Regions from separate parts of the Homo sapiens genome. Here region 2 is linked to region 1. A link is a loop called in an ENCODE intact Hi-C map of the cell type or tissue named here. Cell type or tissue: endothelial cell of umbilical vein. All regions are shown on one strand. Links, peaks and the distances in the headings refer to the core of each region. The heading gives the core; the rest is flanking DNA.

The links. Hi-C counts contacts between places; a loop is a spot of excess contacts. Peaks named below come from ENCODE experiments on the same cell type or tissue, not always from the same donor. Only the 100,000 strongest peaks of a DNase experiment are listed, where the experiment ranks them.
Region 2: a loop joins it to region 1, with 24 times the contacts of the local background. A loop is called at or near these places in 4 of 110 quality-filtered maps.

What each region holds. Positions count from the first base shown.
Region 1 is chr7:79,738,623-79,744,009 of GRCh38, reverse strand. No RefSeq gene overlaps it. Among named protein-coding and RNA genes, the nearest start is that of MAGI2, 290 kb to the right of the region's middle. In endothelial cell of umbilical vein, for the core only: no CTCF peak of the experiment used is centred there; no DNase peak of the experiment used is centred there.
Region 2 is chr7:79,499,746-79,505,132 of GRCh38, reverse strand. No RefSeq gene overlaps it. Among named protein-coding and RNA genes, the nearest start is that of MAGI2, 49 kb to the right of the region's middle. In endothelial cell of umbilical vein, for the core only: a CTCF peak has its summit at 2,792 (motif pointing left); no DNase peak of the experiment used is centred there.

The sequences.
Region 1 (5,387 bases), core at 277-5,276:
AATGTTAGCTACATAAGAGCTTAGAAATGAATACTAAAGTCAGTGTATATAAAAACTTGAAAGATACGGGTGAAAAGAGAAACACATAATAAAAATGCTTTTAAAAATAATGAATATAAATGAACAATTTAATCACTTAATGAATGTAGAATAGAAACAAAATAAATCCCAAGAAAGCAGACACTCTCCCACCAAAAAGATAAAGCAGAAATTAAAACAGTCCAGGCCTCGTGGCTCACACCTGTAATCCCAGCACTTTGGGAGGCCGAGGTGGGTGAATCACTTGAGCCCTGGAGTTTGAGATCAGCCTGGGCAATATGGGGAAATTCCATATAAACAGAAAAAATAAGAAATTATTAGGTTAGCATGGTGGCATGTACCTGTAGTCCTTGTTACTTGTGAGGCTGAGGCAGAAGGACTGCTTGAGCCCATGAGGTCAAGGCTGCAGTGAACCATGATCTTGTCACTATACGCGAGCCTGGGCGACAGAGCAAGACTCTGTATTAAAGAAAAATAATAATAAGTAATAATAAAAAATATAGTAATACAAAACTAAAAACAATTGATATTATCAATAAATACTTGCCTAAAATATAGATGAATCTTTAGACAGGAAAAAAGTTTCATAGGTAAAAAAAGAACAAAAATAATTTACTCACATTTAGTATAAGGAAATATGAAATCAACAATCAAATAATCATACAGAAAGAGAACAAATGTAGTAACAATATAGGCAAATGGAGAAATTTACAGATGCTAACCTACAAAGATAGTTTAAAAAGTGAAAAACTGTTCAATTTCCTTAGTGAAATTTGAGACACCCTGCTAAGTGGTGTCAATCAAATTAACAAAAATAAGAAAATGCCAATACACAAAAGTAGAAATAGTGTATACTAAACAGTAGAGAAACAATTTTAACAAAACCCAAAGGATATTATTCAAAATCATACAAATTTGAATAAAACATCAAACATGAAATAATTTCTGGGAAAATGAAATAATTCAAAGCGACTCAAGGTAAAATAGAATAATTTTTAAAAAGTAAGTAAAAAATGAAATGCTTTGAAAGTACTACCTTGAAAAAAAGTCATTTTATAGAATTTTAAAGATACCATGGGAACAATTACATCTCAAATAAAATAAAAATTTCTACTATTAAGAAAAAGAGGAAAATTGTGCTAATTTGTTCCACACAGCTATGAGATCTCTAATGCCGTTTTGATTATGATGGATTTTCTAGTATCAAATGTGCCAGCTGACATAAATAAATAAAAATGGCAAAATATATTAAACCACACTTTAGACATTGGAGAAGGGCAATCCAGGACTCTAGTCCTTGAGAGAAAAAACCTAATGAAATTAATCTTCCCTTTGCCTTAGTTTTTTGAGAAACTTTTTGGACAGTAGAATGGGCTGGGGTTTGGGAGAAACCCAAGTAGAGCATACGTCTCTTGCTGGGTTGAGGCATAAACGATTAGAGTGCAGGGAGACTGCAGGAGATGAAATTTCTGGTGCATAATATCAGCAAAGGAGGAGCCACATGAAAAAAGAGCTCCAGAAACCTGCATGGGATTCCCCTTGACAAAAAATAAAGGACACATGTATAATGATTCTCTGCTATGCTGAGTAAAGAACTACCAGGAGGCTATACACTGAACAAGTTCCTGATCATGCACAGGGCTAAGAGAACTTGAGATTCTGAACAGCCAGAATAAAGAGGCCACATTGGACATCATGGAAATTCAGTAAAGACCACAGAAGGTCTGTCTTTCTAGTCAGGCGAAACTAGTCCTAAATTAAAAGCAACCCTAAACTCACCCTAAAATCATGGAGAAATGAGGCTCCTGCCAACAGCTATGTGAGTGAGCCAACTTGGGAGTGGATTCTCTATCTCCAAACAAATCTTTAGGTGATTGGAGTAATGGCCAACATTTGATGGCAACTCCATTAGAGACCCTGAGACAGAATTTCTGAACCATGAAAATGGAAAGAGATACAAAATGTTTATTATTGTTGTAGCCACTAAACTTCGGGGTAACTTGTTACACAGCAATTGATAAATAAAACAATTATTTATCCAGCTACCTTTACTGCTGTGTCCAAAATGTAACACCAGAGGCCAGTGGTCATCTCCCGAACTGTATCATCTCCTAGGTGAACCAACCTAGGGGTCCACTGATTTCACTGTACCCCTTCCATAGATTGAAGAATCTTTTTGTCCTATCAAGAAAATACAGGAGCATAGGTATAGATTTGTCTTTCCTACAAAAAAAGATTACGTAAGAACCACTGTTAATTAGTCACTTGACAAAATGCTTATCCTGGATATTTTACACAATATTGTATTCCACCTGGAGACGCAGTTCATGGCAAAGAAAGTGTGTTAGTAATCTCACATCTACAGAAACTTGTCTTTCATCATTACTCATCATGTAGAAGCAGCCATCTTGATAGAGCAATGAAATAGTCTACTCACGTATGATCTCAGCTAGGAGACAATACACCATGAGGCTGGGCATAAATTTGCCAGATCTGGTACATCTTTTGAAGCTGCAACCAATATATATTGCCACTCTCTCCATGAGTAGGGTACAGAAGTCAAGATGGTGATGTGAGTACTGTTATTACTGAAGTTTATATATAATTGAAAAAAAAGTTCTTCATCTTCTCACAATTGGTAGACTTGGACCAGTCTTAGTGGAAGAATAATATTCCAAATAAACAAAATCAGGTTTCTAATGGAGAGGGAGATGAGTCTGCCCCCTGATCAATTTGCTCTCAGAATGTCTATGAAATAACAGTTTGAGAAGGAGAGTTGTTAAGGTAACATGGAAGAAACAATGTTAACTTAAAATATAAAACATTTCTTATTTCATCCTTATTTTATGAATATTTTATTGTACCTCGTGAACAGAAAAGCATGTGGAGACTGCAGCAGCTATGTTTAATGTTTTCAAAGCACTTCTTTTTTCCCTCCCCACCTTACAAAAAGTACCAGTGAAACTTAAAGTTTCAAGTGGGAATATGACTGGAGTTATTCCAGGACTCCACAATTACAGTGAGGCTGATGAGACGATGATTTTTTGTGCATCTGCTATGATAGGGAAGTGTTCTCAAGCAGGCAAAAGATATGAGTAGATGGTAAGGGGCAAAATGGGTGAGCTGTACTCTCTGCTTTGTACCCTTCTCCATTCTGCTTTCTACACCAAGAGGCTGAAAAATAAGAAATCTGCTTTCCATTGGTTTCAGCCAAACCACACAGAAGATCCAAGGTAGAGGGGAGAAAGAGATGACAACATATATTTCCCTGATTTCTGCTGCTGACGGTCACACTGAGCTGGCCATGTCCCTTAGTCAAATGCCACTACCTCTTTCAAAATGGCCAGCTTTACACAACTCTCCCTCTGTAAGTTCTTCAGACACCTTCCTTCCTTATTCTTTCTGGCCTAGAGAACAGTTGTGTGTCCGGAATTGGTGGGTTCTTGGTCTCACTGACTTCAAGAATTAAGCCGCAGACCCTCGCGGTGAGTGCTACAGCTTTTAAGGTGGCTTGTCTGGAATTTGTTCCTTCTGATGTTCGGACGTGTTAGGAGTTTCATCCTTCTGGTGGGTTTGTGGTCTCGCTGGCTCAGGAGTGAAGCTGCGGACCTCCACGGTGACTGTTACAGCTCTTAAGGTGGCGCGTCTGGAGTTGTTCGGTCCTCCCGGTGAGCTTGTGGTCTCGCTGGCTTCAGGAGTGAAGCGGCAGACCTTCGCGGTGAGAGTTACAGCTTGTAAAAGCAGCGTGGACCCAAAGAGCGAGCAGTAGCAACATTTATTGCAAAGAGCAAAACGACAAAGCCTCCACAATCTGAAAAGCGACCCGAGCGGGTTGCCACTGTTGGCTCGGGCAGCCTGCTTTTATTATCTTATCTGGCCCCACCCACGTCCTGCGGATTGGTAGAGCCCAGTGGTCTGTTTTGACAGGGCGCTGATTGGTGCGTTTACAATCCCTGAACTAGACACAAAGGTTCTCCACCTCCCCACCAAATTAGTTAGGTACAGAGTGCTGACACAAAGGTTCTCCAAGGCCCCACCAGAGTAGCTAGATACAGAGTGTCGATTGGTGCATTCACAAACCCTGAGCAAGACACAGGGTGCTGATTGGTGTGTTTACAAACCTTGAGCTAGATACAGAGTGCCGATTGGTGTATTTACAATCCCTGAGCTAGACATAAAGGTTCTCCAAGGCCCCACCAGACTCAGCAGCCCAACTGGCTTCACCCAGTGGATCCCGCACCGGGGCTGCAGGTGGAGCTGCCTGCCGGTCCCGCGCCGTGCGCCCGCACTCCTCAGCCCTTGGGTGGTCGATGGGACCGGGCGCCATGGGGCAGAGGGCAGCGCTCATCGGGGAGGCTTGGGCCGCACAGGAGCCCATGGAGGCGGTGGGAGGCTCAGGCATGGTGGGCTGCAGGTCCCGAGCCCTGCCCCGCGGGAAAGCAGCTAAGGCCCCGGTGAGAAATCGAGCACAGCGCCGGTGGGCTGGCACTTCTTGGGGACCCAGTACACCCTCCGCCGCCACTTGCCCGGGTGCTAAGCCCCTCATTGCCTGGGGCCGGCAAGGCCGGCCGGCTGCTCCGAGTGCGGGGCCCGCCAAGCCCACGCCCACCCGGAACTCCAGCTGGCCAGCAAGCGCTGCGCGCAGCCCCGGTTCCCACTAGCGCCTCTCCCTCCACACCTCCCTGCAAGCTGAGGGAGCCGGCTCTGGCCTTGGCCAGCCTAGAAAGGGGCTCCCACAGTGCAGCGGTGGGCTGAAGGGCTTCTCAAGTGCCGCCAAAGTAGGAGCTCAGGCAGAGGAGGCCGCGAGACGGAGCGAGGGCTGTGAGGACTGCCAGCACTCTGTCACCTCTCAGTCGTAAGGACTGTTATGCTGCAGGTAACTGCTGATTCCCTTACTCTTTTACTTTTGTAGTTAGTTCTTTTAAATAAGCCTTCTCTGAGTTCTGTTTGAATGTACCATCTTATTGGGATCCAGACTGATACACTAGGTTAACTGTTAATAGCCAGAAATATTTAAGTTAAAGATAACTCTATCAAGAATCATGAAAAAATAAGTTGATCAAAGTCAGGTACCATTACTTGGAACTCTTGGTTACACAGGATTAAGTATCCAGCAGACATTCAGATGGTAGTGCTGATTAATTAAATGATATTTTTTAAAAGATAAGATTATTCTTAATTCTGAGATGTGATTTTCAACTTTATAAATAACACTTCTAAGAAACACTAAAATATTCTTTGCATAGAAACATAAAAACTGCCAGGTGATAGATGAAGAAACAGTACAACAATTTATCTCTGAAATTGGCATCAAGGACCTTTACAATTACATTGTTCTATTTTTATAT
Region 2 (5,387 bases), core at 176-5,175, 240 kb after region 1:
CAGATGGGGGGAAACTTCACACTGCCCAGGGAGCCCAAAACAAAAGTCTCCTGCCTTTGTACACCCCTGCGAGCCAGGAGAGGGAGACAAGAAAGGTCTAGAAGTGGAAAAGTACTGAATGGTGAGTCAGAGTGGAGAGAAGTGTCTTCAAGCCCTCCTGATAAGCGGTGTTGGTGACAAAGGCCTCTGAGAAAGCATTTAGCCAAGCCTGTTCCGCCACCCACTCCCACAACAAGGAGACCTCCAAGTGGAGGCATTTGGGTTAGAAATACAGAAATCTTAAGAACCTTGGGGTGGGAAGGAGTGCCGAGTTCTTAACTGCAACTCCTTCCAGACTGCACAGAGTCTCAGACTGCGGGGCAGCTTTGCTCCATGAGGCCTGCCAGGTAAAGGCTGTGTAACTGTCTATGTTTTCACCAAAATATCACACATAAGGTTTTTGTTTTGTTTTGTTTTTTGTTTTTTTGAGACGGAATCTTGCTCTGCTCACACAGGCTGGAGTGCATTGGAGTAATCTCAGCTCACTGCAGCCTCCCCCTCCTGGGTTCAAGCAATTCTCCTGCCTCAGCCTCCTGAGTAGCTGAGATTACCAGTGTGAGCCACCGCACCTGACCTACACACAGGTTTTGCTATGGAGCCAGACTACTCACAAACAATCATGTGTGAATTATCCTATAAACCAGAAGTGAGGAATTATTTTCTAATCATAACCCCAAACCCAGAAGCAATATGAGAAAAGACAGACACATTTGGTTACACAAAAATAAGATAAAACTTTACATAGAAAAATATACCATGAGCCAAGTTAAAGGACAATGAAAAACTGAAAAAAAAAGATTTATAATGGTACAAAGTGTTACTATCTCAATGTATAAAGAACTTCCAAATGATAAAAATAAACATTAAAAGAGCCAACAATGTGATAGAAAAATGAGCTAGAAAAATGAAGAGACAGTTAAAAATGCCAATGACTCCTACCCATATGAAAATATGCTTAGTATCATTCATAATAAGAGAAATGCAAATTAATGCTACATTGATATGTTTCTCACATACAAGATTGGAAAACCAGAAGCTTAACGATATAGTGTGTTGATGAGACTATGAATAAACAGGTACTGTCATTACTCACTATTCAAACTGTAAAATAGTAAAATGCCTTGAACCAGATATTAGAAATATTCAGCAAAATTGAATATATATTTACCCTTTGAGCAAGCAATTCCACTTCTATGAACACAGGTGTAAACTGCATGGGCCTACTTACACTCAATTTTTTTCAATAAAAGTTACACCTAGTATGCCTGCCTCTTCTGCTTTCCCTTCCACCTCCTCCACCTCTTCTGCCTCTGCCACTCCTGAGACAGAAAGACCAACCCCTCCGCCTCCTCCTCCCCCTTCTCCTCTTCCTCAGTCTACTCAATGTGAAGATGATGAAGATGAAGACCTTTATGATGGTCTACTTTTATTTCATGAATTGTAAATAAATTTTCTCTTCTTTATGATTTCAATAATATTTCCTTTAGCTTACTTTAAGAATATAGTGTATAATAAAAATAATATATAAATATGTGTGAAATGACTGTTTATGTTATTTGTAAAATTTCTAGTCAACAGTAGGCTATTAGTAGTCATGTTTTTGGGGAGTCAAAAGTTATAGGTGAATTTTCAACTGCATAGGGTGTCAATGCCCCTAACCCCTGTGTGATTCAAAGGTCAAATACAGGTATATGTAGTTGATGTATATATATATATATATATATATATATATATATATATATACACACACACACACACACACACACACACACACACACACACACACCATGATACATAGTTGATGCTCCTAACACAGGAGTTAGGGTCATCAACAGCCCATACAAACATATATACATATATGACCTTTGACCCTTGAGAGAGAGATAGAGAGAGAGAGAGATACTTTATTTAGTCTTACTCATATATATATGAGTAGAACTGTATAAACTTAGGTATATGCACATTATAGGGTACTATGCAACTTTGCAATGGAATTGGAAATATCTATATATAATACTATGAAATAATATCCTAGATACCTTGTTAAATGAAATGCTAAGAGCAAGTCTGGCAGATAATCCTCAAGTATCTGTTCCATCAGGTGGCTGAAGAGAACTAGGTCACCCATGGTTATATCTCCTTCCCAGGTAAAAGCGGCATAGAAAGACCTGTCTCCCTTCCCTCAATCAGAGTATCTCTGGAGGGTCAATCCATCTTCACATCTCCCCAGAAGATCAACTGAGGCTTCTGTTGAGACTGGATTGAGTTCTTGTTCTCTTTCTGGAAAATCTTGCTTCTTTCCCTTCCGCTCCAGAGGTGTTGATCCCCCAAAACCTAAATAAACCACCTGTATACTAATCTCCATCACAGATTCTGATTCCCTAAGAATCTAACCTGGCACAGGTAGTACCAGGAGTAACTCAAGAAAGCCATACTTGGATGGGAATTTGAAGCTGCTTTGCTCCCCACCACATGGCAATCTGTAAGTGGAGTACAGATAATCCCTTTCACAACTGGGCAGCACAGTTGTTGAAACAATCGTGGAGTACTGGGGTGGCATACCAAAGGATGTGAATGCCTTAGCTGGCACAGTGTAAAGCTGCTGGAGAAATACGGAGAGAAACTGCAATTATAAGAATAGTGGAATTGAATGGTTTTTACTAAGCTCACTCTGAGTAAGATAATATATAGGCAAGTGTGATTAATTAGCAATTAAAAAACTAACTGTGAAAGCCTTAGTGCCTCCTAGTGGTATACAAGAAGGCTCTCATCTTCCAGAAGTGAACACAGGACAAAGTCAAGATTTAATTATCAGATTAGCCTAGCTGCAAAGGATGAACTCCCAATTATGGCAAATATATGCTATTTCAAGGTTCAGACCATTTTGGGGAAACAATGGGACCTTGAGGCATCATGGGTGTATCTAGGCTGATACTCCTGAAAATTCTCATAATGACAAGTATAAATGGTCACCAGTCTCAGTCTTTTCCTAAAAGGACCTGCAGTCATTTACTTTGGTAACTGCATGTTAGGAAAAGGAAAATACTCAAACATTTTAGAAAGTACTGGAACAATAGTCAAGACATGTTAAAAGATGATATGAGCAGATATTTCACAGAGTGGGATAAACAGATGGCAAACAAGCACAGGAAAAGATGCACAATATCATTAGTCATTATGGAAATACAAATTAAAATCAAAATTAAATATCACTATACATCAATCAGAATGGCTAAAATAAAAAAATAGTGACAACACCATATGCTGACAACTATGTAGAGAGACTGGGATATAAAGTTTTACAGCCAGTCTGGAAAACAGTATGGCAGTTTCTTAAAGAACTGAACATGCAACTACCATATGATTTACCAATTGAATTCTTGGGCATTTATCACAGAGAAATTAAAACTCATGTTGACACAAAAACCTTTATATGAATGCTCATTGCACCTTTATTTGTAATAGGCAAAATCTGGAAACAACCCAGATATCCTCCAAAATAATTAAGCACGCTGTGGTATAATCAGATCATAGAATACTACCCAGCAATAAAAAGAAAGACTATCAATACATGCAACAACCTGGATAAATCTCCAGAGAATTACAAGGAGTGAAAAAAGCCAATTCCAAACATATAATATCTGTTTCCATTTACACATTATTACTTAAATGTCATAATTACAGAAAAGGAAAACAAGAGTTAAGGAGGAGATGGAGGTGGAAGTAAAGTGGATGTGAGTTTAAAAGGGCAACATGAGGGATCCTTGTGGTGATGGAAACATACTTGATCTTGAGTGAATCTATGTCAATATCCTCATTTTTCTATTTTACCATAATTTTGCAATAGCTCACCAATGAGGGAAACTGTACAAAAGGTATACAGGATCTATGTCTATTATTTATTACAATTTCATGTTAATTTACAATTACCTCAAAATAGAAAGTTAATTTAAAAAAGGTTTCAGGCTGTGATGTAAGCCTCTCTGCAGATGTCATGATATTAGAGGTTATCACTGGTGGGAAAATACATGATGTGGAGTTCATGACTTTTCCCAATCAGAGAACTATAACTCAGATCATAGGGGTCCTGTAGCAAGGTCATGGGATATGAAGCATTGAATTATAGGCCTTTTGGGAACACCCCTTGGTGTACAGCTAGGACCTGGTAGAGATAGCATGCCTAATCATGGAAGACTATGTGACTGTGAAGCCAACTTTGATATATTTATACAGTGCAACAATACTCAGCAATAAATACAGAATGAACTACCTACACAAAAGAATATGAATGAATCTCAAAACTTTTTGCTGAATGAAAGAAGACTGACACAAAATAATACATACTGCAAAATTCCACTTAAGTGAATTTCTAGTACTGAAAAAATAATTTTTAGTGTTATAAATTAGATTAAGTGTTGTTTGGGGTTGAAGTAAAAACAGACTAATTCTAAGGAGGCAGAGGGAGTCTATGGGGTGGTAGGAATGTGCCGTATCCTGCCTTGGGTAGTAGTTACATGGATTTTTACATTTGTCCAGGCTCATTAAACTGGACAGGTAACGTGTGAGCATTCTTTTGCGTGCAATAAAATTGTTTAATAAAAGGACTCAAAACCAATTTGAATGAGCCCCCACTGGCAAAAGACAGGAGAATTGGGGCATTGTCTTAGTTTTTGTGTTGCTACAAAGGAAAACCTGAACATGGGTAATTCATAAGGAAAAAATATTTGGCTCATGATTCTACAGGCTGTACAAGAAACATGGTGACAGCATCTGATTATGGTGAGAAATTCAGGCTGCTTCCACTCAGGGCAGAAAGGGAGGGCCGGGCGCGGTGGCTCACGCCTGTAATCCCAGCACTTTGGGAGGCCGAGGCGGGTGGATCATGAGGTCAGGAGATCGAGACCATCCTGGCTAACAAGGTGAAACCCCGTCTCTACCAAAAATACAAAAAATTAGCCGGGCGCGGTGGCGGGCGCCTGTAGTCCCAGCTACTGGGGAGGCTGAGGCAGGAGAATGGCGTGAACCCGGGAAGCGGAGCTTGCAGTGAGCCGAGATTGCGCCACTGCAGTCCGCAGTCCGGCCTGGGCGACAGAGCGAGACTCCGTCTCCAAAAAAAAAAAAAAGAAAAAAAAAAAGAAAGGGAAGGGAGCTGGTGTGTGCAGAGATCACATGATGAGAGAGCAAGCAAGAGAAAGGAGGGAGATGTCAGGCTCTTTTTAATTACCAGCTCTCGTGGGAACCTACAAATCAAGAATGCACTCATTATCATGAGGATGACACTAAGCCGTTCATGAGGGATCCATCATTTGAGCCAAACACCTCCCCTTAGGCCCCACATCCAACACTAG